Linked DNA regions of Homo sapiens: regions 1, 2, 3, 4 and 5 are each linked to region 6. Evidence: chromatin loops called from intact Hi-C (ENCODE). Cell type or tissue: ascending aorta. All regions are shown on one strand. Region 1 overlaps BBOX1 (gamma-butyrobetaine hydroxylase 1). Region 2 has its middle 37 kb from the start of SLC5A12. Region 3 has its middle 99 kb from the start of SLC5A12. Region 4 overlaps BBOX1-AS1 (BBOX1 antisense RNA 1). Region 5 overlaps LOC124902649 (a long non-coding RNA gene). Region 6 holds the start of FIBIN (fin bud initiation factor homolog).

Region 1 (5,000 bases), 68 kb before region 6:
AGAGATCTGATCTAACCCACCTCCTCCATCTTGCCTTTCCCTTAATCATTCCTGGGCTTAGGCTAAGCTGTCTTTGAGAGATATTTAATTTATAGTTTTAAATGGGAATAGGCCTTCCCCAAGAACTCAATGGCCTTTGCAAAACTAATGAAAGACCATCAGGTTAGGGGAAAGAGAGGAGCCTGATTCTGCTAAGGCATAGAAACAGATTGTCAGCCATTCCTGCAGGTAACACCACTATTGTATATGGGCCTTTGAGATGTTTTTTTTGTTGTTTTTTTTTTTCATGTCTGACACCTATGGCTCCACTGGACCCCATGGGTCTACCTAGACCCACCAATCCTGCCCCTGTGGCCCCACTCAGAAATGATTTAGCCCACAGGAGGATGGCTTTGACCCCCTATGATTTCATCTCTGCCCAAACAAATCAGCAGCAAGCCTAGTCGCTGCCACTCCTTTCCCAGAATGCCTTTGAAAAACTCCTAACCTATGAGCGTTGGATAGATTGATTTGAGGACTAACTCCATCTCCCCCATGGCATGGCTGGCCTCATGTCTATTAAACTCCTTTTTTACTGTAAAACCATGGTCTTTCTTTGAGCAGCAGGCAGGAAGAACCCCTCAGACAGTTATAATAAAGTCACATGCATTTGAGATAGCTATATTCATTTCACAGAAAACCTAGAGATATTTCTCTGCAAGTCAGTAGGTCCATTTTGCATATGACAGGCAAAACAGAACAAAGACATGCTTCTTAAACATATAAATCCAGTGAGCTATTCTCCCACCTGTGTATCTGAGTTATGAGTTTGGGTGACTTTAGGGAAGGAATCTTTATTAGTCTCTCTTGGGAATGGAATGCATTTCGGAAGATGATGTGGTGGCTTAATTGCTCTAAGGCAGCTGTTTTGACAGGGCTGTTTGGAAGCCATTCTGACCTGGCAGCCCTGATACTGTTGGGACATCCTAACGCAGCTTGAAAAAAAACAACAACCCACCAAGTCTTGCTAGTTCTTTTTATAATTACCAAACAATAGTGAAACAATACACTTACCCCATCCCTGATTTGCATTGCAGGCTCCCACCTCTGAGAATTCAAGAATGGATGTAGCAAGGCTTAGAGATGGGGGCAAAATATCACATGGGCGAGGCATATTTCTTTTGTACATTAATTGAATTAAGAAAAACACACAAGATTTTTGCTTTATGACAATGCTTTGTAAAAATGGCCTCTGCACCAAACCAAATCTGGTTTTTGCACTGTCATAAAGTCTCCATCTTCAAGTAAATATATGGTTCTCTGCAAGAAAGGAAGAACTCTCTACTTTTTCTTGCCATGTACAAGACGAATAGATTTTAGAGGGTCCTAACAGTTATTTGTGAGTTTTCACTTCCTCTTATGGAATGCTACTTTTGAAACAAAGGAGTGCGTTATAGCTATAGACTGAAGGGCTATAATCTGATTTAGTAGATGGTAAAGACTGCCATGAGAGAGGCATAAAGAATTGTGGGGAAATATTCTTTTTTTTTTTTTTTGACTGTGCAATGTACTCCATCCCTGGATTGCTGAGAAAACTGAGCAGCCTGTCTCCATGGAAATAAAATATTTTCTTCAAGTTATAGCTTTTTAAATCTCAATATTCTATAAAAAATATTATTAAAGTTAGAGATTAATACAAAAATACTTCAGTACCAATTCAGAGAGATAATCAAGCATCTATCATTCTGATATTGAGGATTAATAAAAAGAACAAATATTTAGCTTCATATGTATATCATACTATATAGTGATTTTTTTTTCCATTTTGGTCCTGCCAGTTATATGTTGGGAATGTTGCATCTCAAAGTTAGTGACAAAAATGAGCATATAATTATGCCAAAATTTCACGAGAGCTAAATTATAATTAGTACATAAAAACCTTGTCTCTAATATGATTTAAAGTCTTCCATTTTCACCCATATGTTTGGAAACATGTACTGCTGAGCTTCAAGTGTTAGGATTTCAGTTGAGAGAGACTAGAGAATATGGCCGGCAACTTGCTGTCCTACAGGTCATATATGTTCCTTTTGAATACAGATTCTACACCCTCCTCCATCCTCCCTGCCTCTCAAAATTTCTTTGTCTTTTACAGGACTATTTCTAGGTCATGCTACGGTTACCCTGACCCCAGTCACTCCCTATGCTGGTCCATCCAAACTCAGAGCCACGATCAAGGCCCTTCTACAACACAGATGTGATTACTTCACTCTCTTTTGTGGGGTAAATATAAGCCAAGAGCCAAGCAGGTGCACTGTGGAGGAAGGGAGAATGCAAGAAGAAAAAAAGAAAGCCCGCCAGGCGCGGTGGCTCACGCCTGCAATCCCAGCACTTTGGGAGGCCAAGGTGGGCGGATCATGAGGTCAAGAGATCAAGACCATCCTGGCCAACATGGTGAAACCCCATCTCTACTAAAAATACAAAAATTAGCTGGGTGTGATGCCGGTAGTCCTTGTAGCACCTGTAGCTACTCGGGAGGCTGAGGCAGGAGAATCACTTGAACCCGGGGGCAGAGGTTGCAGTGAGCCGAGATCGCTCCACTGCACTCTAGCCTGGTGACAGAGGAAGACTCCGTCTCAAAAAAAAAAGAAAAAGAAAGCCTAGGAGACATGTACAAACTTGTAGGCATTTGAGAAGTTATGTTCATTTGATTAAAATCAGAAAGACACAACTCGGAAAATGTAAAATACAGATGAAAAAATGAAAGCAATCATCTTCTTAAACTTATAAAGATCTTAAACTCATTTCTCTGGCTTTAAAAGAAGAGCATCAGTATGGAGAAGCTAAGGGGATGGCATATCTGAGCCCTTGTTGGGAAAACTCTTAATCGCCTGCAGGTTTAGGACCAAGCAGGGCATATAAGCCACTTCATGGTTTGGCCCCTTCCTTCTTCTCTGTTGCCTAACAATTTTAACTTCACCAATATTAAACTAATTGCAGTTTTCCAAACCTATCCTACTATTTTACCCTTTGATGATTTTCTGCCTGCCTTTTTCTTTGTTGAGAATTTCCTTACTTTCTATCTATCTTTGCCTGACAAACTGATTGATTCTCCAAAGTGCAACTCAAGTATTACCTCATTTCTGAGGATCATTCCTTCATCCCTTCAAGTTCCTTCTTCTGTGTCATCATTAACTTTCTATGTGTGGTTTTAATGTACTTCAAGTAATGTCTTATACTTATTTTCTCATGGCTATTGTTCCCTTTCAGACTTGATAAGTCCTCAAGGAGAGAATCTATGTCTTTTAAAAAAATCTTGATATTTCCTTACAGAGGTCCTGGCACAAAATAGATACCCAATATATGTGCAACTGAATAGAAATTTATGAGGGAGTGATAATTATCCGTGTCTTCCTTTCAGCTATGACTGTGTCCCATGATAAAAGTTTTTTGGATGATGATCATTTGTCTTGTCATTTTTGAGTTCAACAGCGAGTGCCAGGGGGAAGATCAAGGAAAAATTGTCTGCATCTTGATTCCAGATTTTAAAAGCTCTGTAACCCTCACTCCAAGGGTTATGCTTGCAGAAGAGAAAACATTACTACTGGGACTAAAAAACAAAATCCTTTCACAAATGTAACTGAGTTTGTTTGCATGCTCTGGAATATAAATGTTTGAAAATCTGCAATGGCAATGAAATAAGGTATCAAATTCTACAGGCAAAAAGCCATAGAACCAATATTCCAAAAATGGCTCATTAATTTCTTTTTTTTACCCACCAACTGCACAGCTTGAGAATGTATTTTAAAAATCTGATCTTGTTTTAAACTATTAAAATATTTTCCAGTGTCTAAATAGCAGCCAGTTCTTATATTATTCATGATTGCAGCCTGTCATTGTGACCAGTTTTTTCCACTACTTAATTGAGTGTAGTATCATTTCCATTTTGCTACTGCCCGATAGTACTGAAAAATGTAAGCTATAAAACTGCACTCATCAAGAAATATTAATGGAGGAGGATGTCCATATCCTTTTACAATGCTTAAAAGCTTAAGCTGTAATAATAAAAAGTTGGCATGTATTTCCTGAAAAAATCAAAAGGAGAACTTGAAGGAAATGAAAGTAAAATCCAATAGGATTATAAAATTAGAGCAGAGTTAAGGAAAAATATTTTGAGTACCAGAAGAAGTCTAAAATAAATTTAAAAAAATACATTTGTGACACTGCGATGTGACCCAGACAATCGGTACTAAATTATGTAATTGGAGACTCCTTGAAGAATTTAGCAATGCACTCATTGGAGGAAGGCAATAAAAACATCTTTCCCTGGATACCCATCTGGATTTAACCAGCTAGATACAGGGAAAAATGAACTGGTAGTTTAGAGAGAAAGCACTAGGACAAAACCTTGTCAGCCATCAGAATGGTGAGACTAAAGAAATGGAGGAACCAAATTCTTGACATGGCTGGTCTATGCTTAAAGAGAAAGGGGACAGTATCATGCTCTATTATTGATAACCAGAAGAAATGGTGAACCTATTTGGTTCAAGTTGATTAGTAACATCTTCATACCTAGTAAAGTGTCATAAGTCTCATTTAAAGCCACGGAGAGTTACCACACATGTTTAAGAATTTCAGATTTGAAAGGAGTTAAGGTAAAATCTCTCTCTTGGTATGTGGCTAAGAATTTCCAGGAGAGGTGTTACAAAACTCAACAAGGCTGGTATATTAGCCTGTTCTTGCATTGCTATAAATAAATACCTGAGACTGTGTAATTCATAAAGAAAAGGGATTTAATTGGATCACTGTTCTACAGGCTTTATAGGAAGCATGGTGCTGACATCTGCTTGGCTTTTGGGGAGGCTTCAGGAGACTTAAAATCATGATGGAAGCTGAAAGGGGGAGCAGGCAGATCACATAGCAAAAGCAGGAGAAACAGATAAGGGAGGTGTTGCTACACACCTTAAAACAACCAGATCTTCAAAGAACTCATTTGCTATTGTGAGGATAGTACCAACAGGATG
Region 2 (5,000 bases), 240 kb after region 6:
GGAGCCTGAATCCCTGAGTGATAAATTGGAGGAGAGTTGCACAGGGGAGCTCCCTAGGAAAGCTATCCATCAGGCTGGGAGTGATACATAAGCCTTTATCCTGTTAAGCCACAGAGGTTTGAGGTAATTGTTACTACATCATAATCTATGACTAAAACAGAAAGCCCCTTTGAGGATTACAACTCTCCAAGAATATATTCACACCCTTAGTCATTAATTCCAAGGCATAATCTTTTTAGTAGACCAGCTTAGTTAGTCATGAGCTATGTAAAAGTCAGTTCTCTTCTCCAGCCATTTAAGAGTCGACGCCAATAATCCAGATGTCTGTTAGTCTCTTAGCTAGTTCTACTTTGCAGCCTTCGGCATGCTTTCCAGTTGTCACACCTCAGCTGGGAACGTCTCAACCCATTAAAGGGAGTCTAATAAAATTACACCTCAAAAAGCTAGTATTTGATGTTTCTATTTCTTTCTTCCCAGGGGGCTCATTGATTGCTATGCAAATTTACCTAAGACATCCCCAGAGATGAACTCTATATATCAAGGAGTTTCGTGGGGGCTGCCTAGGTTAGTAATTGAGAAACTATTAAATCCTTCCTCTAGAATAGGGGTGAGCAGACTTTAGTCTTTGGTAAATTCTGGTCAGTGCCCTGCTTCTTTACAGCCTGTAAGCTAAGAATGGTATTACCATTTTTTAAAAGTTTATAAGTTTGTAAATCAACAAGAAGAAAATGGAGGAGGAGGAGGAAGAGCAGCAGCAACAAAGACCTCGTGTGGCCCCCAAAGACTTAAACCTTTACTTCCTGGCTTTACGGTAAAAATTTGCTGGCCTCTCTTTAGAGCAGTGGGTGACAGCAAACCTTAAATTGGCATAATTATAAGGACTCAGTTAAGTGATACTTCCTAGAAAAAGAAAATTTACTCCAAGGTGATTTTTGGTGCCCATTCTTAGAAATAGACATACATGGAATTACTTTTTAAGCTTACCCTCACTTAAGTATCTTGCTAAAATTTAGCAGTGTCTGTATGAATGTGAATAATTTTGGAAAGTTATATGCCAAAATATCAAAAGCATCCCTTTTTGCATATAAATTATTCATGTCATTTAAAATATATATTTTTTGCCATCTGTGGTTTTCTAATTTTTCACTCGTAAATATATATTACTTGTATTATTTTTCAAAATATTCTCAAAAAAGAACTGTGTATAGTTGTGGGTGAAATGAGAAACAGGAACTTTAACACATGAAATGTATGTAGAGGTTAAGTCTTAAGAACAATAATTTAATGAACCAGGGGAATTTCTCCTGGAGATAAGAAAATTCAAAGGAGCTGTGATCACATCTCTGAAATATCAGAAACAGCCGTCAGGGAAAAAGTAATTTAACTTATTCTATGTGATAAGAAGGAGTAGGAATAGAACAAATTGGGCAGTTCGTAGGGAGACCAATTTCTGTTTATTATAAGAAAGCTCTTTCCAAAAGTCAGAGCAGGCCAATATATGTGATTGTCATGAAAGGTATTGAGAAGTACACTGGATAAATATTTGACAGGGAAGTTGTAAAAGAGATTTGATCATACACAACAGGACTAGAGAGGGGTCTTTGAATCTATTTCTAATCCTGTGTACAAGCACACAACCCTGATTCTCTGAAAATATTGCTGATCTCAATAACACATCCTGTATCTACTCAGGTCACATGCAGTCTGCACATCGACCTAATGCCCAGTCATTACTCATCTTTTTCTAGTCACTAATATATAACATTTCTGGAACCAAATTCATAGGGGAAGAATTAAACAATCTGATTGTATTCTATCTTTGCACTGACAAGAAATCTTCAGTAGAAACCTGGTACCTGACATGCCTCAGGTCCTACCCAGATAGCAGGAAGAAAGAGAGGGCAGGCAGACAGTAAAGGAGTAGGAAAGAAATTAGAGGAAGGGCACAGGTGGGGTTGTGATACAACCAGGGCTCTTTTCCCAGAACTAAGACAAAATTACCAGGTGACTATATTTTCCCTCCAGGAAAATCAACCCTGTCTTGCTTCTTTCCATTGTTTCTGGGCTTTGTGTGGATTTTTTTTTTTTTTGTCTTTCTGATTTTTTTATTATTTTAAAAATATTTTTATTGTCATGGTTATTTAAAAGTGATCTAAAGAAAAGAGTAATGTGTCCAGATGGCAATGTTAAAGCAACCTGGAGAAATTAGCAAGCAAGTTGTGTGATCAAAGACAGCTGCTTTTTTTGGTATAATTAAACACTTTTAGGGGGAAAAAAACTACATACAAGAGCAGAGCTAAAGGTGCAGCCATTGGCCTTCTACCTAAAAGTCAGAAGCCAGAACAGCATGTAATCAGCCTCACAGACCAGGGACACAAGAAACCACTGCAGCAAATCTTAAGATTGTTTTTTTTTTCCTTGCCCCAAAAGCTGCTTAAGATTAAATTATAGGATGTTGATGATACTTATATGTCCTTGGAAGTCACTTCCCATCTCTGTGCCTCATTTTCATTTGGAATAAGATTAGAACTACTGTTCCTAACCCAAAGTCCCCGGGATCATTAAGGATTTAGGAATATACGATAATAACAAGAATTATTAAATTGTTTTTAATTATCTCTAAAAGCTTAATGGAAAACATAAGCCATAAAAGTAATCAAACTATTGAGTGTCTGCTTTTGTTTAAAATTTATCAATGCATTTAGATCATATTGGTTTATAAAGGTGATGAATAGTGCTAACTGGCTACTAATCATTTAACTTATACTTTATAAGTCTATTTATTTATTGAACTTTATAGGACTTGCTGGGATATAAATGGTGAACAATGTTGGTAACCAAACATGGTCACCCTGGTCATGACCTGTGTGAAGCTCTCTATTAAGTGAAAAAATAAATGAAGAGTCTGGGCTGATAAAAAGATAGAGAACTCCAGAGTAGGTAATTTCTAATTGTCCCTCAAGTCCTTATGTTCTTCAGTTTTAGGTTTTTAATTTCTGACGCCTAAATTTTCCATGATCATATTTCATATTGTTCATTCAAAATTAGCTTCTTGGGATAAACTTGGTAAATCTAAATCCACTCTCCTGCAAAGGAGAAAATGGGTGACATTTATCATTACAGAAGCAGTAAAATTGACAACCAGCCTTCTTTGACTATATCATAGGTACCATTTAAAGGATAAAACAGCTTTTGAAAATGTAAACACCAATCCTTTACTTTGCCAAGGTTTTCCCTCTTTAGGAGGGCCAGGGCTGATGTTCTTAAGCACACAACTATTTCCTTATGAGTGTTTCCATAAAGCTCTTTTTAAAATAGAAACATTTACTTTGGATCTTCCTTGTGAGCAATGACAAGAATGGAGTTGACAACTACACAGAGAATCTCAGTGCCCACCTTTTCAAACTCTAGATGTTTAAGTGGCCAAAGTGTAGTCTCTTTCTTTCTGTAATGTACTATTTCAAGTCTTTCACATCTGCCATTGGTGTTATTTTAATAATTGGTTTTTTTGGCTTTCAATCTTACCATCTGACTATAGCAGTAAGATAACTCATTCTAAGGCATAGTTCTAAAAATACTTCCACTTAAAATCCTTCAAGGGCTTTTCACGGAATACAGAAAGAAATGAAATCTTCTTAGCCTGGGATTCAGGGCACTGTATGTTCTGGTCTGGGAATTATTTTTAGACTTTCTCCCCATTACAATCTCCTCTGTCTTTAATTCTAGCAATAATTCTGTACTTATTTTCCTCCATTGTGTCATGTACTTTTCATGCCTCCAAGCCTTTGTTCATGGTGTTCCCACCAGCAAGATTTTTCTTTATTTTCATTTTGAATTTTTTTTTCATTAAACCTTTGGGGACCAGCTGAAATATTTCTTCAAGAAACATAAGATCCTCTCAGCTCTTCTGCCTCTGTACTTCATTGGTACTTTGAACATATTATATTTGACATTACATTGCATTATATAGACTTGCCTGTTACATTTATGAATGGCTAGAGATCAAGAAATAAGTTTTTAATCTTTAATTTCTCCCAGGACTTAACAGAATCTCCAAAATAACTTAGTTGCCCCCCAAAGTAGTCAACTGACAAATTATTTTCTGAAAATTATCCTAGAGAAATAAAGTACCTACATACAAAGAGATGTCCTCCTGTTACTTAAGAACTAAAAAGTAAGACTTGTTTAATTTTTTAATGTTTGAGATAAGCCTCCACAATCTTCATTAAAAGCTTCCCTCAGCTACTTTGGTGTTACCAAGTTACCAAATGTCATGACCAGTACTCTGGTTGCTTTATTGTATTTTATGCTACCAGATTAAGAGCCTGCTCTCTGATGGCTGCTACTCGAAAATCACCCTTACAGCAGATACTTTTCAAGGGTCCTGAACACAAAGATTCTTCCTGATTTCTGAAAAGAACATGTTACCAATCAAGAAAAAACAAATTTTATTTACTTCAAAGTAGGGAATATCCTCTGCAGGAATGAAGGATGAGGAACCTGAGGTTTTGAGTAGATCTGACCAGAGCTGCTCAGAGGTATCAGGCACAGAAGAGGATCCTGAGGCAAAGGTAGAGTGGCCAGTTACTAAGACACAGGAAAGAAAACAAGCCAGAAGATTAAAGAAAGAGTAGAGCTCAATAGGTACGCAGACTTGGTGTCAAAGGTAGAATAACATGGAATCAACCGGAGTGTCCATCAACAGATGAATGGATTTCAATAATGTGGCATATATATACAATGGAATACTATTCACCCCTAAACAAGAAGGAAATCCTATCATCTGCAACAACATGAATAAACCTGGCAGACATTATGTTAAGTGAAATAAGCCAGGCACAAAAAGACAAATGCCACACCATCTCACTCATATATGGAATCTAAAAAAAGTCAAACTCATGGAAGCAGAGAGTAGAATGGTGGTTATCAGAGGCTGAGGCTGTGGGGTTGAGGAGAGGTTGGTCAAATTATACAACATTTCAGGTAGAGAGAAGAATGTG
Region 3 (5,000 bases), 170 kb after region 6:
GTGCAGAGAGGAATTGTGGGGTTGGAGTGCCCACACAGAGTCCCCACTGGGGCACTGCTTAGTGGAGCTGTGAGAAGAGGGCCACTGTTCTCCAGACCCCAGAATGGTAGAGCCACCAACAGCTTGCACCATGCACTTGGAAAAACTGCAGGCACTCAAAGCCAGCCTGTGAAAGCAGCTGCAGGGGCTGTATCCAGCAGAGCCACGGCGGGGAGATGCCCAAGGCCTTGGGAGCCACCCCTTGTATCAGCGTGTCCTCCATGTGAGACATGGAGTCAAAGAGATTATTTTGGAGCTTTAACATTTAATGACTGCTCTGCTAGGTTTCAGACTTGCATGGGGCCTGTAGTCCCTTAGTTTTGGCTGATTCTCCATTTTGGGATGGGAACATTTACCCAATGTCTGTGCCCTCACTGTATCTTGGAAATAATTAACTTGACTTTTATTTTTACAGGTTAATAGGCAGAGGGACTTGCTTTGTCTCAGATGAGACATTGGACTTGGACTTTTGAGTTAATGCTAGAATGAGTTAAGACTCTTGGGGGCTGTTTTGTAAGCATGATTCTGTGTTGAAATGTGAGAAGGAAATGAGATTTCAGGGAGGCTAGGTGTGGAATAATATATTTTGGCTCTGTATCTCCACCCAGAACTCATGTTGAATTATAATTCCCAGTGTTGACAGGGTACTTGGTGGGAGGTGATTGAATCATGGGGGTGGATTTTCCCCATACTATTCTCAAGATAGTGAGTAAATTCTCATAAGATCTGATGGTTTAAAAGTGTGTGGCACTTCCCTCTTTGCTCTCTCTCTCCTGCTCTGCATGTGAAGATTGTGCCTGCTTCCCCTTTGCCTTCCACCATGATTGTAAGTTTCCTCAGGCCTCCCCAGCCATGTCTTCTGTATAGCTGGCAGAACTGTGAGTCAATTAAACCTCTTTTCTTCATAAGTTATCCAGCCTCAGGTATGTCTTTATAGCAGTGTGAGAATGAACTAATACAGTATATTTGAGAGTCAGAAGTGCGGATAGTAATTAAGACTTAGAATAAATGAGATTATCTGTGGAGAATCTGCAGTGATAAAATAAGAAGCTTAGGGCAGAACTACAAAGAATACAGGATTTAGGGTATGAGCAGGAAAGGGATGGCTGCTAAAGAGAGTAAGTTTTTGTAGCTTGACAGTGAGAATAAAACCAAGAGAGTAGAGTGCCACAGAAGTGAAAGTTGAGTAAATTGTCATGGATGTTAAAGGAAGTGCCACATATTACTTTCACTAACATTTAATTAAACAAATCAAGTCACTTGGCATCTCTGACTTCAGGGGGACAGGGCAGTATAATCTTACCTTGTACTGAGAAGAAATAAAACAAAAAATATGAGTGAGAGCCATGACATCTATCACACTTTGTAATAAATTATTCCTTCTGTTTTCAGCCCCACATTTCATTCCTGTCCTCCATTTCTATACCAATGTTTTTGCTGAATTCCCTGGCTCTCTATGGTTCTTTGTGACAAATTTGTTTATTTCTTCCCTATATTCTTTTTGTGCTAGTATTCTAACCTCTGTTCTGTTCCCACAGTAACCACTGCTTTTGTCCAACAGAATTTAACTGAGTTTGCTTATTTACTGATGACATTTCATGTCCCCTTCATTACCTAGAATGAAAAAAATTAAAGTTTATATATATAAATTTTAGTAGGATCTTCAGTGAGACAGGCTATAAATATGTAAGTCTAGTTTATTATCTTTCAATAAATATTAAGTAATATTTATAATTTTAAAAATTTTACACTGGGCCAGGCACGGTGACTCAGACCTGTAATCCCAGCACTTTGGAAGGCCAAGGCAGATCTTGACCTCATGATCTGAGGTCAAGAGATCAAGACCATCCTGGCCAACATGGTGAAACCCCATCTCTATAAAAAAAAATACAAAAATTAGCCAAGCGTGGTCGTGGGCGCCTGTAGTCCCAGCTACCTGGGAGGCTGAGGCAGGAGAATCAGTTGAACCCAGGAGGCAGAGGTTGCAGTGAGCTGAGATTGCACCATTGCACTCCAGCCTGGTAACAGAGCAAGACTCTGTCTAAAAAAAAAAAAACAAATTTTTACACATCGCTTTTTGTGCTCTAAATAAGAAATATTTGCCGGCCTCCAAGGTGTGAAGATATTTTCCTTAAAATTTTATGGTTTTGACTTTTATGTTCGGGTCAAAACATAAAAGATGGACAAGATGATTTTGAAGATGAAGCCTGTAGTGGCAGACCATCCACATTAATTTGTGAGGAAAAAAACTCATCTAGTCCATGCCCTGAATAAAGACGACCAACAATTAACAGTAGAAATAATAGCCAACATCACTGACATCTCAACTGGTTCAGCTTATACAATTCTGACTAAAAAATTAAATTATAAAACTTTTCCCTCAATGGGTGCCAAAACCAGCTCAGCTGCAGACAAGAGTGGAGCTTTCAATGGAAATTTTAAACAAGTAGAATCAAGATCCCGAAGCATTTCTTCAAAGAATTGTCATGAGATAAAACATGACTTTACTTGAATGATCATGAAGACAAAGCATAATCAAACCAATGGTTCCTAAGAGGTGGGCATGGTCCAGCTAAAGCAAATCAGACTAATAAAGAGTAAAGGTAATGACAACAGCGTTTTTAGGATTCGCAAGTCGTTTTGCTTGTTGACTTACTGGAGGGCTAAAGAATGATAACATCTGCTTATTATGAGAGTGTTTTGAAAAAGTTAGACAAAACTTTAGCAGAAAAATACCAAGGAAAGTTTCACCAGAGTTATTCTCCACCACAACCATGCCCCTGCTCATTCCTTTTATCAAACAAGGGCAGTTTTGGAAGTATTTCAAAATTATTAAGCAATTGTTAGGCAACTACCTTACAGTCATGATTTGGCTTCTGACTTCATTTCCTAATCTTAAAAAAAAATCTGTAAAAGGCATTTATTTTTCTTCAGTTACTAATTAAAAATGACAGCTGGGTGTGGTGGCTCACCCCTGTAATCTCAGCACTTTGGCAGGCTGAGGTGAGTGGATCATTTGAGGTTAGGAGTTTGAGACCAGCCTGACCAACACGGTGAAACTCCATCTCTACTAAAAATACAAAAATTAGCTGGGCATGATGGCACACGCCTGTAATCCCAGCTACTCAGGAGGCTGAGGCAGGGGAATCGCTTGAACCCGGGAGGCAGAGTTTGCAGTGAGCCAAGATCGCACCACTGCACTCCAGCCTGGGTGACAGAGCAAGACTCCATCTCAAAATAATAATAATAATAATAATAATAATAATAATTGTAATTTAAAATAACTGCATTGAGGTGGTTAAATTTCCACAACCTTCAGTTTTCAGGAATGGACTAAATGGCCAGTATCATTGCTTACAAAAGTGTCCTGAATTTGGTAGAGCTTATGGTAAGAAATAAAATTTATATTTTTATTTTTATATTTTAATTCAATTTTTCACAAACTTTTCAAAATCACTTCATAGATGTCTATTGTGAAGTATAGTAATTTGACCCAGACACATTATTTCATCCTTAATTTCTTTCTTTTTCAAAATTCTTTTGAGTAAAAATCTATTTGTCCATGAATATCAAGAAATAGGGTATCACACGGTTGTTTGGAAGTCTAACTAGAAATTACTTATCAAGAACTGTAAAGGGTCTGAGATTTCACCCTACTTGCAAGCTAATAAGTTAGCCTCTCATAGTTTCATGAATGCTGGCAGAAGACATGATATTTTAGGTCAAAAATTGCATTATCTTGTCAACCAGCACCTTGGAGGAGGCCAAGCCAGGGCCACAGTTGGAGACAGTGTCCTGACCAAGAGAGATTGTGGGAGAATCATGGTGGACAGAAAGCAGGAGTAGATTGCAGCTCCCACTCAGACGGACAGAGCAGTATGTGGAGGCGTGCATCATGATCTTTTGTTCCAGAATGACTGCAGGAATATATTAGGAAAGCCAAGAGAACCCACAGACCCTCTGAAGAAAGCAGATTGCTCCCGCGGGGCTTGGGAAACACCTGGAACACACACCCCCACTAGGGAACCTGAAGGTCTAGATTATGAGAAAAGATTCTGACCTTACCTGGAGCTGAGTCAATTTAGAGAGACAAGCTAAATACAGGGGTAGAGGAAGCAGCAGGAAAAGCCTTATGGTCTCACTGGGTCCTCTAGCAAGCCATTTCTGCCCTGCCTCACAGGGATCCTTGGGGAGGATGGTCAGAGGCACTGGGTAAAGGCCACAGAGAGAAGCAAACCTCCAGCTGAACTTTGTTAACAATTTCAACCAATCGAGAAGTCTCCTGGCCAGAACTCAAGGGAGGGAGTGAATCCATTGCGCAGACTCCACAGGTGGGGAAAGAAGGAAAGCCCTAATTTCTTTTGCAGCTGGGAGGTGGGTAGCCTGGGGCAAGTTCTCGGTCCTGCTCACCCACTACCTGGAAGTAGACTTGGTGCTGTTGGTGGGGGACGTGGTGGGAATGAGACCGGCCCTTTGGGTTGTGTGGATATTGGATGAGGCCTGTCACTGCTGGCTTTCTCCCACTTCCCTGACAACCTGCATGATGCAATAGAGGCAGCCATAATCCTACTAGGAACATAACTCCATTAGTCTGAGAACTTCACCGTCATCCCCAGCAGAAGCTGCAGCAAGACCTGCCCAAGGAGAGTCTGAGCTCAGACACACCTAGCCTTGCCCCCACCTAATGGTCCTCCCCTACCCACTCTGGTAACTGAAAACAAATGGCATATACTCTTGGGAGTTCTAGGGCCCTGGCCACCACCTCTTCCTCCCCATACTACTACAGCTGATGCTCTCTTGAAAGCGCCACCTCTGGACAGGAGATCAACCAGCACAAAAATAGTGCATTAAGCAACCAAAGCCAAGGACTCTTACAGAGTCCATCTTACCCACCTGCCACCTCCACCAGAGCAGGTGCTGGTATCCATGGCTGAAAGACCCACAGATGGTTCACATCACAG
Region 4 (5,000 bases), 160 kb before region 6:
TCCTTTTATTGAAAAATAGTATTAGACATCAAGATCTGGGTACTAGGTGAGCCACTAGATTTTGATCCAAATACTTTTGTATTATGTTGGTGTCTGTGAAATGACACATTGAGATGAGCTGGTCAGGGAGGCACTGCAGGGCAGGGTATAGAATAGTTATATCAAGCCAGAGTCACGGAATGAGAGTGTTTACTGGAACTTGAGTATACCCAGAAGGGAATGTTGCTGAGGAGAGTCTGTGGAAGAAATCAGTCTGTGGAAGAAATCAAGGATGTTTTTATAGGCAGTGTGAGTCACAATGATTCTGCAGTGGTGATTACATTCTAATGATCCCTGACTTCTTTAGAATTGTTTCGATGCTTTCTTTTCATTCCAATTATCTATTGCTGTGTAACAAATTACTCCAGAACTTACTGGCTTAATACAACAATTGTTTTATCATCTCTCTTGGTTTCTGTGGGTTAGTGATTTGGGGAAAGGCTCTGCTGGATGGTTCTGGAGTCTTTAATGAAGTTTCAGTGAGCTGGTGGCTACAGCTGTAACAGTAGAGATATGGAGCAGCTGGGGACAGCTAGATCTCTCACTTATATCTCTTCTTCAGATAGTCTCAGGGCTTCTCCATGTCGTCTCCTCATGTAAACTAGCTTGCTTCCTCACAGCATGGCAGCCTCAGAGCAGTTGGAGTGCTCACATGGGAACCAAAGACCCCAGTGCAGGTGTTCCATGGGACCCTCACCCTTTCTGACCTCACTTTAGAATTTACTTTCACTGCAATCTATTTGTTACAAGTGAGTTACAGACTGCTCAGATTCAAGGGGAGGGGATACAGACCCATCTCTCGATGGGCAGAATGCCAAAGTTGCATTTTAACAAGAGTCTCTGGGATGAGAGTCATTGTTCTGAGCATCTTTGGGGGAAAAAATCCTCCACACATTCACATATGCTCCCAAGATTTCTAGCATTTGAAAATATGGCATACATTCATAAAAGCTGAAAGGTGCTGCCCTAAATTGGAAGGGTCTTTATCTGGTGTCTTTCTGTACATTTCTTCCTTTATTTCTCACTGTCATGACTTCTTAGAATTTCTTTCTTACCCACTATCACTCATCTACTTTCCCATGTCATGTTTTCTGATTCTGTCTTGAGGGACATAAAGATTTTCTTTAAGTGGGCTGTTTGCTCTTAGTGTGGCTGAAAGACGACATGTCTAATAAAACACATAAACGGAGAGAGATGACACAAATGAGTAACGGAAAACAGAAGGAAAAATGAACAACGATGGGGAAAACAGAGTCAGTGGCACTGAAAAATATGTGAGAGCACACACAGAAGGGACTGAAAAATGTTTAAGAGTGAAAATAAGGAAATATTAAACAAAAGAAAAAACTGCACCAGTGCTAAGAATTGTCACAGGCCTATTTTCTACAAAATAGTAAAACTGGGAATCAGGGATGTCCTTAAATCATAAAAATTGTGTAAAAAATTAAATGTAAGTGAGAGAAGAGGGTCCATATTGCTTATCAGACCTGCCAAGGGGTATGTGGCTAAAGCAGCTTTAAGATCCAGTGATAAGGTCAGGTGCGCTGGCTCACGCCTGTAATCCCAGCACTTTGGGAGGCCGAGGGGGGTGGTCACCTGAGGTCAGGAGTTTGAGACCAGCCTGGCCAACATGGTGAAATCCCGTCTCTACTAAAAGTACAGAAAATTAGCCGGGTGTGGTGGCATGTGCCTGTAATCCCAGCTATTCAGGAGGCTGAGGCAGGAGAATCACTTGAACTGAGGAGGCGAAGGTTGCAATGAGGCGAGATCATGCCATTGCACTCCAGCCTGGGAAATAAGAGTGAAACTTCGTTTCCAAAAAAAAAAAAAAAAACAAATCCAGTGATAAAATGTCAGAAGCTCACATGGAGAAGGACTTGTTCAAAGTTACAGATAGGAGCAGGAGAGCTCTGAAAATCTGACGTCACTGATTCAGTGACTATGTATGTCCCAGCTGAGATTCAGCTTGTTTTGGCCCCATTCTGCTTCCTGGTGAGACATGCTGTTCCTCCCTTGCAAGTTTGTTCATCTGCTTTTATCTCACTGTCCAGTTAACATTCATCCATTCTCCTGTTGTTCTTACTAATACTTATGATATGTCCACACCTTTACCAATTGCTATTGTCTATTCTACAGCTGAGCTCTTTCTTAGCACACTCTACACACACACAGAGACACAGACACACATAGACACACACAGTTTTGTTTCTTTGGTTGTTAGAAATCACAGTTTTCTTCTATGTGCAAAGAGATACACTGGGTATGAAAACTCCATGAATGGAGAGGGCATGACAAAATCTAGACGTTAAGAATGCTGCACTTCTTAGCAAGCAATGAAAGGACAGAATTCATGAGTTCAGGAGGGAAATTTTCCTCTGCCATGCTACATGAGGGAGCTCTAATTTTCTATTTTCATAAAGTTTGTGAAAAGAAGTAGTGTGTATTTAATAAAGGCTGCGGGTTAATTTCCAGGGCAAACCACTAGATGGAGGCCCTGCCTAAAGAACACACTTGAAGAATGAGTCACTCCGATCTGCAAGTTTCCTCTTCCAAACGTGAATTGGAAGGCCGGGAGCAGTGGCTCAGGCCTGTAATCCCAGCACTTTGGGAAGTCATAGGTGGGCAGATCATGAGGTCAGGAGATCGAAACCATCCTGGCTAACATGGTGAAACCCTATCTCTACTAAAACAAAACAAAACAAAAAACAGCAACAACAAAAAACCCAACCAAACAAAAAAACGTGAATTGGGGGCACCAGCTGAAATCCTAATTTATCCAAAAGGCTCTGTAATCTTGTCTTGTTGTAGAACACGCCTCCTTTCTAACCGCTTTGTCAATTCTCCACTTTCTTACTCATGAATTGCCCCAAAATTGGGTCATGCAATGCCCCATGGTTCCGTACACTTATACAACTAACTATAGGAATGTTTTTTACTCTTTAAAGACTTTTCCCTTCTGAATGCCAGAATGCCAACTTTGTCTTTATTCTCCATTTCATGAGCTTTAAGTGCTACCTGACCTGTGAAGAGTTTGTTGTTTCTTGAAAGGAAACCTTGACAACACAGGTAATCTCCCCAGTATGGGATTTAGAGTCTACATAGTAAATAAACAGAGACAAATCTGAAGGTAGCTAACCTCTTTTTCTGGGGGTGGAGTTAAGTTTTTCTGACTGATACAGATTACTCCATAGCTAAGGCACTTGGGACAGGCCTTATTTTTTATTGTGAGTATTATTAGAAGCAAGTGTACGTTTACTCTGCCAATAAAACTCCATTGGTTTAAACGTATTATAGCTGCATCTCATAAGCTATACACTCACAAATATTTAACATTTTCATCAAATAAATCTTCACACTTGAGATATACAAGTCAATCAACAATTCACAGAGCTTACTTTCTTTTATTTTGTGTATAAGAAAGCAAGAATGGAGATGGGCCTAGCTTCCCAACCTACATCTTTCTCTCGTGCTGGATGCTTCCAGGAATACTTGAACATCAGACTCCAAGTTCTTCAGTTTTAAGATTCGGACTGGCTCTTCTTGCTCCTCCAGCTTGCAGACAGCCTATTGTTGGAACTTGTGATCATGGCTTGGGAGCCAAGATGGCCGAATAGGAACAGCTCCAGTCTACAGCTCCCAGCATGAGCAATGCAGAAGACGGGTGATTTCTGCATTTCCAACTGAGCTTTGAAGAGAGTAGTGGTTCCCCCAGCACGCAGCTTGAGAGATGGGCAGACTGCCTCCTCAAGTGGGTCCCTGACCCCCGAGTAGCCTAACTGGGAGGCACCCCCCAGTAGGGGTGGAATGACACCTCATACGGCCGGGTACTCCTCTGAGACAAAACTTCCAGAGGAATGATCAGGCAGCAGCATTTGCGGTTCACCAATATCCGCTGTTCTGCAGCTACCGCTGCTGATACCCAGGAAAACAGGGTCTGAAGTGGACCTCCAGTAAACTCCAACAGACCTGCAGCTGAGGGTCCTGACTGTTAGAAGGAAAACTAACAAACAGAAAGGACATCCACACCAAAACCCCATCTGTACGTCACCATCATCAAAGACCAAAGGTAGATCAAACCACAAAGATGGGGAAAAAACAGAGCAGAAAAACCAGAAACTCTAAAAATCAGAGGGCCTCTCCTCCTCCAAAGGAACGCATCTCCTCACCAGCAATGGAACAAAGCTGGATTGAGAATGACTTTGATGAGTTGAAAGAGGAAGGCTTCAGAAGATCAAACTACTCCGAGCTAAAGGAGGAAGTTCGAACCAATGGCAAAGAAGTTAAAAACTTTGAAAAAAAATTAGATGAATGGATAACTAGAATAACCAATGCAGAGAAGTCCTTAAAGGACCTGATGGAGCTGAAAACCATGGCACAAGAACTATGTGACGAATGCACAAGCCTCAGTAACCAATGCGATCAACTGGAAGAAAGGGTATCAGCGATGGAAGACGAAATGAATGAAATGAAGTGTGAAGAGAAGTTTAGAGAAAAAAGAATAAAAAGAAATGAACAAAGCCTCCAAGAAATATGGCACTATGTGAAGAGACCAAATCTACGTCTGATTGGTGTACCTGAAAGTGACGGGGAGAATGGAACCAAGTTGGAAAACACTCTGCAGGATATTATCCAGGAGAACTTCCCCAATCTAGCAAGGCAGGCCAACATTCAAATTCAGGAAATACAGAGAATGCCACAAAGATACTCCTCAAGAAGAGCAACTCCAAGACACATAATTGTCAGATTCACCAAAGTTGAAATGAAGGAAAAAATGTTAAGGGTAGCCAGAGAGAAAGGTCAGGTTACCCACAAAGGGAAGCCCATCAGACTAACAGCTGATTTCTTGGCAGAAACTCTACAAGCCAGAAGAGAGTGGGGCCCAATATTCAACATTCTTAAAGAAAAGAATTTTCAACCCAGAATTTCATATCCAGCCAAACTAAGCTTCATAAGTGAAGGAG
Region 5 (5,000 bases), 150 kb after region 6:
TCCATACTGAAGCACCATCCTGGAATGAGTCAAGTGGCACGGGCTCAAAATAATGCCTTTGCCATTTCTTAGCTGGTACTTTGGGTAGCCTGTTTAACTTCTCTGTACTTTAGTTTCCTTATCTGTGAAAGGAAATGATAACGTCTACTTTATAGGGTTATAGTATAAAATTAAGTGCATCTTATGCAATGAATAAATAAATAGTAATTGATATTGTTATTATGAATATTCATTCCATTCAAACTGGTTTACACAGAATTCTCTTGTCCTTATAGAAATGAGGTCCCAGTGTTCACATGTAGATAAGAAAACACAACAAACCTCTACTATTTCTCTACCTCCTGTTCATCCTATTGGTGTAATTAATATCTTAAATGTGTGCTTTGAACAAGTGATAGATGAAGAGCAACAGCCATCACTGAGAAATATAAAAATATAGAAAATTAAAAGCTAAGTACTTGTCAATGGTTTGTTAGTCCCCAACCATCATGATTTTTTTAAATTTTATTTTCTAATGGAAGGGTTATATCTGTCTTTTCTCATAATGACTTAGGTACTTGCTCCTACCAAACAAGCTAAAAAAAGAATGCCATTGAAAATAAAATACTGAAATGTTGACATCACACTCAAAATATTACTTAGCTTCTATTCTTTGCTCTTGGAACAAAGGCTGTATACACACTGGTCTTTTCACTTTTAGTTATGCTATTCTCCTTGTGTCTCCTCTTTCTACTTATCCACCCTTTAGCCTAGTTCCTGCTTCAAGTTTCACTCCATAGACCTAAGGATAAAGATGAAGACCATCTCTGAATGCCCAGTCTTTTCTGACCAATCCCTTTTCCATACTCAGGTAGACTTAGAGTCCATCCAATAATTTGAAAGTTGGCATCCTATTATTGTGTAAAATCCATAAAAATAAAGCTTATCAGAAGAAATAACATAAAATTGAGAATCTGAGTTTCTGTTGTTCCACTTCCTGAGAATTGAATGAGGTCTATCGTATTGATCTTCCTCACAACTAGTATTGATAGATTGGAGACATTTCATAAATGTTTGTTTGACTAATGATTATAATTTAGGTAACTAATGTATGACAGTGGCTGACACATAGTAGATGCCCAAAGATCTTAATTTATTTCCCATTTTTATTATAACCATATTATAACCATGCTTCTTACATGCCACACAAGTTCATGGATTCCTAATTAATTGTTGAGAGCTTGCCTCTGTATAGGCTTCCAATTAGAGTAGCTCTGCAATAAAAAAACTGAATATCTAAAATTCTACTTTTAACTGATTTAACAAGTTGTAGTCAGACAACTAGGTCTGTTAGATATTAAAAATCTGACATAATGAGTAGCATGTTGTTTTTTTTCAGGGATATTGTTTCTTAAGGGATGTGGCATACTGTGGCATTTTTTCAAAGATAACCATCTCAAACATTCTTCTTACAATATAATATCGATAGACCTCCATCATGAGGCAGGATTTTTACCCTCTCTCTCCACGCCTCCCCTCAAGCCTGGATGGACCTTCATAACTGTCTCAACTAATAGTGGATGCCAGAAGTGACACTATGTCTTCCTAGCCTGGCTGTGACCTTTCTGGGACATTTATCTTCAGAACTTTAAGTCAACATGTAAAAATTCAGCTACCCTGAAGCCCCCATACGGGGGAGAACATGTGAAGACACCCCATAGCGTTACAGATGCCCAAGGAGTCCCAGATAAGTCAGCCTACAGTCCTCTCAGATCAGACATCAGAACATGTGAGGGAGGAAGTCTTCAGTATGATCCTGGCCCTCGCCATTGTCTGACTGCAACCTCATCAGAGACCCCAAGTCAGAAGGCCCATATTGGCTTCTCTTAGATTCCTGACCCATAAAATTGTGAGAGATAGAAAACGATTATTATTGTTTCAAGCCACCAAGTTTTAGAATGATTGTTGCACTGCCATGGAAACAAGCAGGGCAATTGGGGGGAAAAAAGTTAGTCTAATTAGGTTTAAATTGCAAGACAGATGAGCCATGTGTTAGAACATTCCATCCTTGAATCTCAGTGATCACTGTGAGGGTAAGGCAGAGACTCTGCCCAGTCTGTGAGGTTTCCATTGATTCCTGGGGTTGTGGTAACTGAAGTGGTCTAAGACAACTTTGCTCTGAAAAACTCATGGCTCTGGAAGAATAAAATATACTTCTTCTTAATAGTTTTTCCAGTAATTAAAGTTTTATTTCCACATCCGTTTTAGTAAGTGTAAAAATACATTTCAAGTCACTCTTTCCTTCAAAGTGGGAAAAGAAGGTGGGGGTTGGGGGGAAGCAGAGCCCACATGTCTCCAAATAAAAGCAATTACAAGCCCTGCCTTCACCGAGGTCATACACCTATATTGTGGAAGGCATAGGATGGTGGAGGGAGATTTTCACATCTGGATTTCATCAACTCATATTGGTTATAACTTGCAGACTGCAATTTCTTTGCCAATTTTTTTGTCATTAATCCCTTGGTAGCATAAAAAGAAAAAAAAAAGGTTCTAGACTCTCCATAAACTGCAATTGGGCAATAGCTGTTGTGCACAATAGGCAGCCCAGACTTGCTAAATGTGAACAAAACTCCCCCCTCACTGCCACTAAGGTGAAACAAAATGTGAGGTCTACATAAGTGGAAAGAGGTAAATAGCATATTTTTACTTCTGTCCATGAGTGATGGGCATGAAAACAAAATGTGCAAATCCTACAGGGGCTGAGAGCAAGAAACCCATACAGTCCATCAGTGTAAAAGGTATTGAGTGCTCACTGAGCCCTTCTGGAATTGCTCCAGAGGAAATGGTTTCCTGAGGCCTTGTTCTGGCAGGGTAGAAACAGCATTGCTGATAGATGATTGTTAGGTTTATAAACAAGAGAAAGTATTTAAGAAGGCAAATGGAGGAACACTTTTTTTCTACATATTTTACCCTGCCAGTAAGTAGAATCAGAAAAAGAGAAATTATAATTCCCAAACGTAACTTGGGCTTTTCCATCAGGAGGTGGCATGGGCTCTTTTGAGTCCAAGGGCAGAGTGAAATGATGAATAAATGAAAACTGGAACTTACTTTCTGCCTCTTGGCTCCAGTGAATAAAGATCTTTGGTGTATGACTGATGCTTAAAAGCCTTTTAAGCACCCTAAACTATTTTCGGATTAGATGACCAAGTACTTTAGAATGTGTTAGTGCCTGATGCTACCAATTAGGTAATACAATATTTTCCTTTATCCTTACTTAATTTAGAGTCATGTTTAAGAGGATGGGTCCCAGGCTTATACTCAGATTCCCTACCCCCTGACTGCTTGAGCAGGGGTCTCCATTTCTCTGTGCCTCAATTTCCCCATATTTAAAACATAAGTAATATTTTGTGAGGATTAAGAGTGTTTTGTGAGGAACAAGTATAATCAAATATCTAAGTGCCTGGGACTTAGTTAGAGCTCGATAACTTTTAGTTGTTATCCGCATCTTCAACTATACCTGCCTGACTTATTATGAACCTACACACAATTTTCTATGTTGGTTTTAGTCTCTTTTTAAAATTTTTCTCCCTATTGAGTAGTGAGTTGACTATTACCCCTTGCAGTATATAATCCCACAAGTTGTAGGTAACAATTAACCCTCTCCTTTTCTCCTCCTAAGTCTTAGATGATTTGTCTGGAGTTTAAACAGATCTTTCACATTTGATCTTACTAACAGCATTTAAAAACTGGTTCTTTTAGCTATTTTGAAATAGACAATACACTGCTGTAATTAATTATAGTCACTGCTGTGCAGTAGAACACCAGAACTTATTCCTCCTATCTAACTGAAACTTTGTGCCTGTTGACCAATATCTCTCCTTCCTTGTTCACCCCAGCCTCAAAGCCTCTGGCATACCCTCTGCTTCTGTGAGTTTGATTTTTTTTTTTATTCCACATGTAAGTCAGATCATATGGTGTTTGTCCCCTTGAGCCTGGAAGTTTAAATGTTCTCCCCACAAATGGTACATATTTGAGGTGATGAATATGCTAATTAGCCTGATTTGCTCATTTCATAATGTCACATATATCAAAACATCACATTGTACCCCATAAATATATACAATGACTAGTTGTCGGTTAAAAATACAATTAAAACCCCGAATCTGAAAAAAAAAAAACAAATACAAACCTCTGGATATGATTGAAGAGATGACTATTAGACCACAAGCTCTGTGAGGCCAGGGACAATTTTTATTTTGTTTACTACTTTGAAATACATAGAATGCAGCAACATCAGTTTTTCTCTCCATTATTTTTGCTATTATTATTCCAGAATAGGCTGGCTCTCTATAGGAACTCTCAGTCAGGGTTCAGTCAGGAAACAGGTGGCTCTACTCAAAGTGGACACTTTGAGTAGAAATGAATAAAAGCACTATTTTGAAAGATGTGGGCGAGGTTTAGGGAGCATAGCAAAGTCTAGTGTCTTCCCTAAGGGCCAGTGACAGTGGGGGTGCTGGGACTGCCACTGAGCTAAAGAGACCAGGGCAGAGTAGAGTTACCAGGAGCCAGAAAGAGGGAAGCTGTACGGAGGAAGAGGCCTGAAGCGAGCTGTGTGGAAAACTGGCAGGTAACCATCCAGCGAAATGAATACCTTGCTACACTATGTTCCTGCCTCTGGTTTCTGGCTGGTGTCCCCCATTGGCAGAGTATAACTAGAAGCCAGAGGGCTAGGGAGCCTATGCTATAGTTGCTTGGGTTTAGGCTCCTAGAGCACAGAAGAGGGAGGAAGAAATGTGGAGCCTGGACCTGGAGAGCAAATGAAAGACTTCTAGCACAGGATTGAATATTCAGCCACTTCTATGCTGTGCTCTTTCATATTCTCTAGCCCTAATATTTCCCACTTAACCTTTAGATACTCAGTATTCTCACTCAGTCTGTCCTCCAAGGACTACCCAGTGATCTGGAATTTACAGCTTCATTAATTCAGTAAATACTCATGGAGCAAGAGCAAGCCAAGTGAG
Region 6 (5,000 bases):
TACATCTAGGCTTGAGTGGAGTGACTGGATGCCAGATAATTTCGTTCTGGTTTTGTAGGAATCATAGAATGTTAGCACTGGAAAGAACCTCATACATAATCTATTTCAGGGTTTTCAAATTTGTAGCAGATGTGTTACCATTCCCCTTCCTGCACCCATGGAAGATATCTCTAATTAGGGATGACACTCTTCACTTCTGTGTCTTTTGAATCCTTGATAACATAATATGGTATGGAAGCATTACCAATAGATTGAAATTAGCATGCACAGGGAAAACAGTTTTCCATCACTATCACATGCCCAATATCCTCCCATTACAGCTGGGAAAATCAAGGAGATGACATTTGTAAGTCTATGAATTACCAAATGATCACTATGAAGTGAGTGATATAAATGTTTTGAGGCATGAATGATTGTGACTTCAAACTACAAACATTTTAGTACCAAATATGATTTTATTTGCCACTGTTGTTATTTTTTCCTCATTTTTTCAGAATAAAGAAGGAAACTACTTTAAGTGATCATTAATCTTCTTTCTACACACAAGTCTAGAAAGCAACAAAAAGTGGGGCCCTGAGTAACAAAAAGAAGTTATAATTGATTTTAAGTACAGTAAGTTAAGCAAAATTTCAGGCATTCGACCACTCTCTCTCATTTTTCAGTATCCTTAAAAAAATTAGTTCGGGAAGTCCCGTGTTTAAATTTAAGAAGACCAGGGGCTGTTATAACTGATGGAGGATAAGTCATTTAGCCTTTCCCAGCCTCAGTTTCCCCTTCTGTAATAGAAAGATATTAGACAGTTCATAGGAATGGAAAACTTATTTTCTTATTCAAGGGAGAGGAGAAAATAAATGTCTGTTGAACAGAAGAATATGAACATTTATTTATTTTCGTGTGTGTGTGTGTGTGTATCTGTGCATATATGCAACAAGAAAGCATATTTAAGGTGAGAGTAAGAATTAGCTAGGGAAAGACATTAAATAAAGTGCATCTCCACCTTTTGAAGCCATTAATTAAATAATGTAGACCTGGCTTCAAAATTAAACATCACTGTAGTTTATAACTTAGGATGGAATGCTTGCTCTGCATAAGGGTACAGGGTATGAGCCTTGTCAGAAACTTTTGCAATTGAATTTATGAGAGAAACTGGAGAAAATTTGAGTCTTTAAGCAGACCTATAGAGATCAAATTTAAAGTTTGGGCAATGGCTAGATTTGTTTTCTTGTGAGGATGTCAGGGTGACTACAGAGAGGAGAATTGCCAAATATGTAGCTATTCCTCTGCCTTCTTTATCATATACTCTAAGTAAACTGGCTTAAATCCAGTCCTTCTCTCTCCTTTTGCATTGGCCCCTTTTAGAAATATGAAAGTTACAGATGTAAATTACAAAGTAAGCCAGTATTACATGAAAACATGTTTATTGCCTGAATAATAAAACTTAGCTAAGGAGTTATTAGAATTAGGATTCCCCCTACTTGAAGTACAAGTTTCCAATAAACAGACAGACAGAAGCAAAACCCCAAATGAGAAAGAATACATTGGTAACCTAAATCATAGGCATTTGTGGGTATGTTCATACAATCTACCTATTTCTTTGTAATTTACTATAGCACTGATGACAAAGCATAGACATACAATGAGAAAGAGCAAATCAGCATATCAGTGTGACTGTGCAACCACTACAAAGCTTGGCCTTCTTAAATGTGGCCACTTTAACTTACACACACCCACAGAGGCATCAGAAATCTCCCTGCAAACACGATTTGCCTATAGTTTTGTGGCAATACTGTTACATAGAACAAAAACAACTCTCAGACCATGGTTAATAAATAAGAGAGAAAAGAAGTAAGAAACAACTTCCATGGGTTGGCAGGCATGCAAAGCAGCACCTTGAACCTCATTTGAAAAACAGGCAACTGGGATAGCTTTTGGAGCCCAGGAGTGAAGGCTAGAGGCTGAAAGGAGCTATGCACTATTATCTTTGGGTATTTCCACATAATCTGCAGGATGGGGAAGTTTAATTCCGCACCACATAAACTGTGCTCTTTTAGATGTGGCTGAAACGGGTGTCTCTGCAGAATTAGAAACCCATCTAGAAATGACATTGCTTAAAATTGTTCTTTCCAGGTGACAATTCCATAACAATCACATAAATAATGTACAAAAACAAAACTAAAAACAAAGTCACTCAAGTGTCCAATTTTTCTCTTTTGAAAGATGACCTTAGATGTATTCTCAAAGTGCAAATCGGGATATAAAAAAATAGTAGGTATGGGGGAAATGTAGCCCCATCTTCTGTCCCCCACCCTCCAAAACGGGGCTGATTTGATTCCCTCTTTCTAGCATTTGTATCCTTCCACCTATACTTTAAGATAATCATTTTTCAGCCGACCTAGTCGGGTCCCATGGCTCCTAATGGTGAGGGCCAGCAGCTCGTATTTGTCCCTGAGCCCCACAGAGATGTCCAGTGTCTCCTTCAGCAGGGACCTGGTGTGGACCAGCATTCCCAGAAAGTCCTCGTTGAGCCTGCTCTCCTGCCGGCTGTCCTGTTCCTGGCCCTGCTTGAACTTGCTCTCCAGCTCAGTGAGGGATTTGTCCGAGTTGGAGTAGGCATCCCCGATCTGGTGGGACTCCCGCCGCAGGTACTTGCCATAGCTCTCTTCCCCGTCTAGGTCGTAGGAGATGCTTTTGCTGATGCCCTCCAGCACGCGCCCAGCATCCTCCACCTGGCGGCCCAGCACGGTGAACTCCTCCCGCAGGGTGAGGCTCAGCAGGCTGCCAACCTGGCTCCCCTCCCCCTGGGAGCAGCGCCTGTGGTCACTCACCCTGAAGAGCAGCTGGCACTTCTCGGGGTCATCGTTCTCCTCATAGTCCCCATCGGGCACGAAGTAGTGGTGCAGAGTCCCATTGGACATCTCTGGGTAGAGGGGGCCATCGAAGTAGCCTTGACACAGGTGGCAGAAGAAACTCATGCAGAAGAACTTCAGAAACACCATTCTGGATATTCAGGATGGCCAGGGACCCCAGGAGGAGACTTTTTACCCAGGCACAAGGAAGGGAGTGTCTTTGCGAGTCAGCGTCTCCCTGAGACAGCGTCCGCCTCAGTCCCAGCTGGCTTGCTGCTCCCTGGCCCCCAGTCCCCAGCAGGCTTCATGTGGCTCTGCACACCAGCGTCTGGGTAGCGCGCCCGCCGCAGCGCAGGATGCACCCACCCTTGCGCCCCTCGCTCGGTGACTGGAACTCCTCCGGCACAGGCGTAGCGGGGAACCCCTCCTCCGGGGCCCTGGCAAGATGCTGGCTCTGTTGCCCTCCTCTCGGAGTTTCCCCTTGCTCCCGGGAGATGGAGTGTGTAGCTGGAGAGAAAGGCTCTTGCCCCCTGATAGTATTTCAATTTCTGGACTGGGTGGGAATGCGGAGCTTTTCCTTTGGCTAAAGATATCCTGAGGATCTCTCTGCTCTCAAATTACAGCTGGTTTCGTCACTTGGAAGCCAGGGAACAAGTTTGGAAAAGAACCTCTCACCAGGTCTCCACTATTAAAGGTACAGGGTCGCTTTTTAAAGGTTGGAAGGGAAGACTCTACAATAGAATTTAGCTCGAAAGAGAAAATGAGAAGAGAATAAATGGAATTTCCACCACAAAAACCCTGGTTTGTTATTGACATATTGGGAGGGGGAAGGAATGATTACCCTGGAAAAATGCCATTTCACGTGTCTCAATAAATATCAGGTTGGATTTTCTGAGTATATCTATTTTTATCTTTAAAACTTTGTGACTTTGAAGGCAAATTTAAAGTGTCAGAAATTACAGTTTTGTTTGAAAATGATTGGTTAATTAAAATTTATATCAACAATACTTTGGATGAAATGAAAATACAGAAAGTTGCTTAATGTATAGTCTTTAGTATGTATAAGAACAGAAGCAGAAAAATGAAATTTTGCCAGCTTAGTGAGTTAAAGGACAATGAGATCCTTATTTAATTTTATGAAACAATGCTAAGCATCTGCATTGAATCTTGAACCTAATGCTTTTATAGTTGTTGCCTCTTTTGAGAGTCTTGAAAGCTTTTGAAGAATGTTTCTGGTACTATTATGCCCATTTTCCAGATGGAGAAATGAAGGAGCAGAATGTTAAGCAAATTGATTATAGTCACACAGTTAGACTTTAGTTGAGCCAGAACTAATTGTCACAAGGTCTTTTAATTTAACTTGGGGGGAGAAAAACAATGTTTTTTTTTTTTTTTTTAACCTGGCCATTTTAATTTCTAATTTATGAACTTATTGGCAAATGGCCATCCTAAAGGCCATTCATTTGTTTAATGAATATTTCTTGAGCATTTACTGCATGCCAAAATCTATTTGAGGTAGTGGGAATACAGCTGTGAACAAAAATAAAGACAAATCCTTGCCTTCCTGGCACTTATATTTTGGGAAATAGAAAACTTAAATTTTTGAAAATAGGTCAGGCGTGGTGGCTCACGTCTGTAATTCCAGCACTTTGGGAGGCAGAGGTGGGTGGATCACTTGAGGTCAGAAGTTCGAGACCAGCCTGACCAACATGGTGAAACTCCATCTCTACTGAAAATACAAAAAAAAAAAAAAAAAATAGCTGGACATGGTGGTGCATGCCTGTAATCCCAGTTACTCAGGGGGCTAAGACAGGAGTATTGCTTGAATCCAGGAGAGGGAGGTTGCTGTGAGCCTAGATCGCACCACTGCAGTCCAGCCTGGGTGACAGAGTAAGACCTTTTCTCAAAAAAAGAAAAATATGTAAATAAATAAGATGTAAGTTGGACATCAATAGGGCTGTGGAAGAAAAGAAACAGAGGAAGCATGGGAAAGCAGAAGCAGGCAGCACTCCTGTTTCTATGGGTATTTTCTCCTTCTTCCTTGAAATGTAACTGAAACATTCATGTTGACTTGCCAGTGTTCCATACCTATCTCCCTCCCCAAGTAATAAGGGACTGGCTTCATTCAGACTCACAGTGCCACACTGTTCTGGG

Evidence for each region. Hi-C counts contacts between places; a loop is a spot of excess contacts. Peaks named below come from ENCODE experiments on the same cell type or tissue, not always from the same donor. Only the 100,000 strongest peaks of a DNase experiment are listed, where the experiment ranks them.
Region 1: it touches region 6 in a loop (2.5-fold over the local background); 4 of 110 quality-filtered maps call a loop at or near these places.
Region 2: a loop joins it to region 6, with 5 times the contacts of the local background. A loop is called at or near these places in 14 of 110 quality-filtered maps.
Region 3: it touches region 6 in a loop (2.5-fold over the local background); 3 of 110 quality-filtered maps call a loop at or near these places.
Region 4: it touches region 6 in a loop (7-fold over the local background); 4 of 110 quality-filtered maps call a loop at or near these places.
Region 5: it touches region 6 in a loop (4-fold over the local background); 10 of 110 quality-filtered maps call a loop at or near these places.

The regions. Positions count from the first base shown.
Region 1 is chr11:27,060,192-27,065,191 of GRCh38, reverse strand. The region is part of intron 4 of BBOX1 (gamma-butyrobetaine hydroxylase 1); the gene reads right to left. The region is part of intron 3 of BBOX1-AS1 (BBOX1 antisense RNA 1); the gene reads left to right. Among named protein-coding and RNA genes, the nearest start is that of BBOX1, 22 kb to the right of the region's middle. In ascending aorta, no CTCF peak of the experiment used is centred here; no DNase peak of the experiment used is centred here; H3K4me3 peaks cover 940 bases; H3K27ac peaks cover 1,527 bases.
Region 2 is chr11:26,756,801-26,761,800 of GRCh38, reverse strand. No RefSeq gene overlaps it. Among named protein-coding and RNA genes, the nearest start is that of SLC5A12, 37 kb to the right of the region's middle. In ascending aorta, no CTCF peak of the experiment used is centred here; no DNase peak of the experiment used is centred here; H3K27ac peaks cover 2,911 bases.
Region 3 is chr11:26,818,856-26,823,855 of GRCh38, reverse strand. No RefSeq gene overlaps it. Among named protein-coding and RNA genes, the nearest start is that of SLC5A12, 99 kb to the right of the region's middle. In ascending aorta, no CTCF peak of the experiment used is centred here; a DNase peak (open chromatin) is centred at 3,035; H3K27ac peaks cover 984 bases.
Region 4 is chr11:27,156,496-27,161,495 of GRCh38, reverse strand. All of the region lies in intron 2 of BBOX1-AS1 (BBOX1 antisense RNA 1), which reads left to right. Among named protein-coding and RNA genes, the nearest start is that of BBOX1-AS1, 60 kb to the left of the region's middle. In ascending aorta, a CTCF peak has its summit at 2,512 (motif pointing right); a DNase peak (open chromatin) is centred at 2,555; H3K27ac peaks cover 336 bases.
Region 5 is chr11:26,840,140-26,845,139 of GRCh38, reverse strand. All of the region lies in intron 1 of LOC124902649 (a long non-coding RNA gene), which reads right to left. Among named protein-coding and RNA genes, the nearest start is that of SLC5A12, 120 kb to the right of the region's middle. In ascending aorta, no CTCF peak of the experiment used is centred here; a DNase peak (open chromatin) is centred at 2,809; H3K27ac peaks cover 5,000 bases.
Region 6 is chr11:26,992,523-26,997,522 of GRCh38, reverse strand. FIBIN (fin bud initiation factor homolog) reads right to left here and starts at 3,411. Exons shown (of 1, transcript NM_203371.2): 1 at 436-3,411. The coding sequence starts at 2,996. The coding sequence ends at 2,361. LOC124902650 (a long non-coding RNA gene) reads left to right here and starts at 3,412. Exons shown (of 2, transcript XR_007062630.1): 1 at 3,412-3,540. In ascending aorta, a CTCF peak has its summit at 2,714 (motif pointing left); DNase peaks (open chromatin) are centred at 2,723 and 3,302; H3K4me3 peaks cover 5,000 bases; H3K27ac peaks cover 5,000 bases.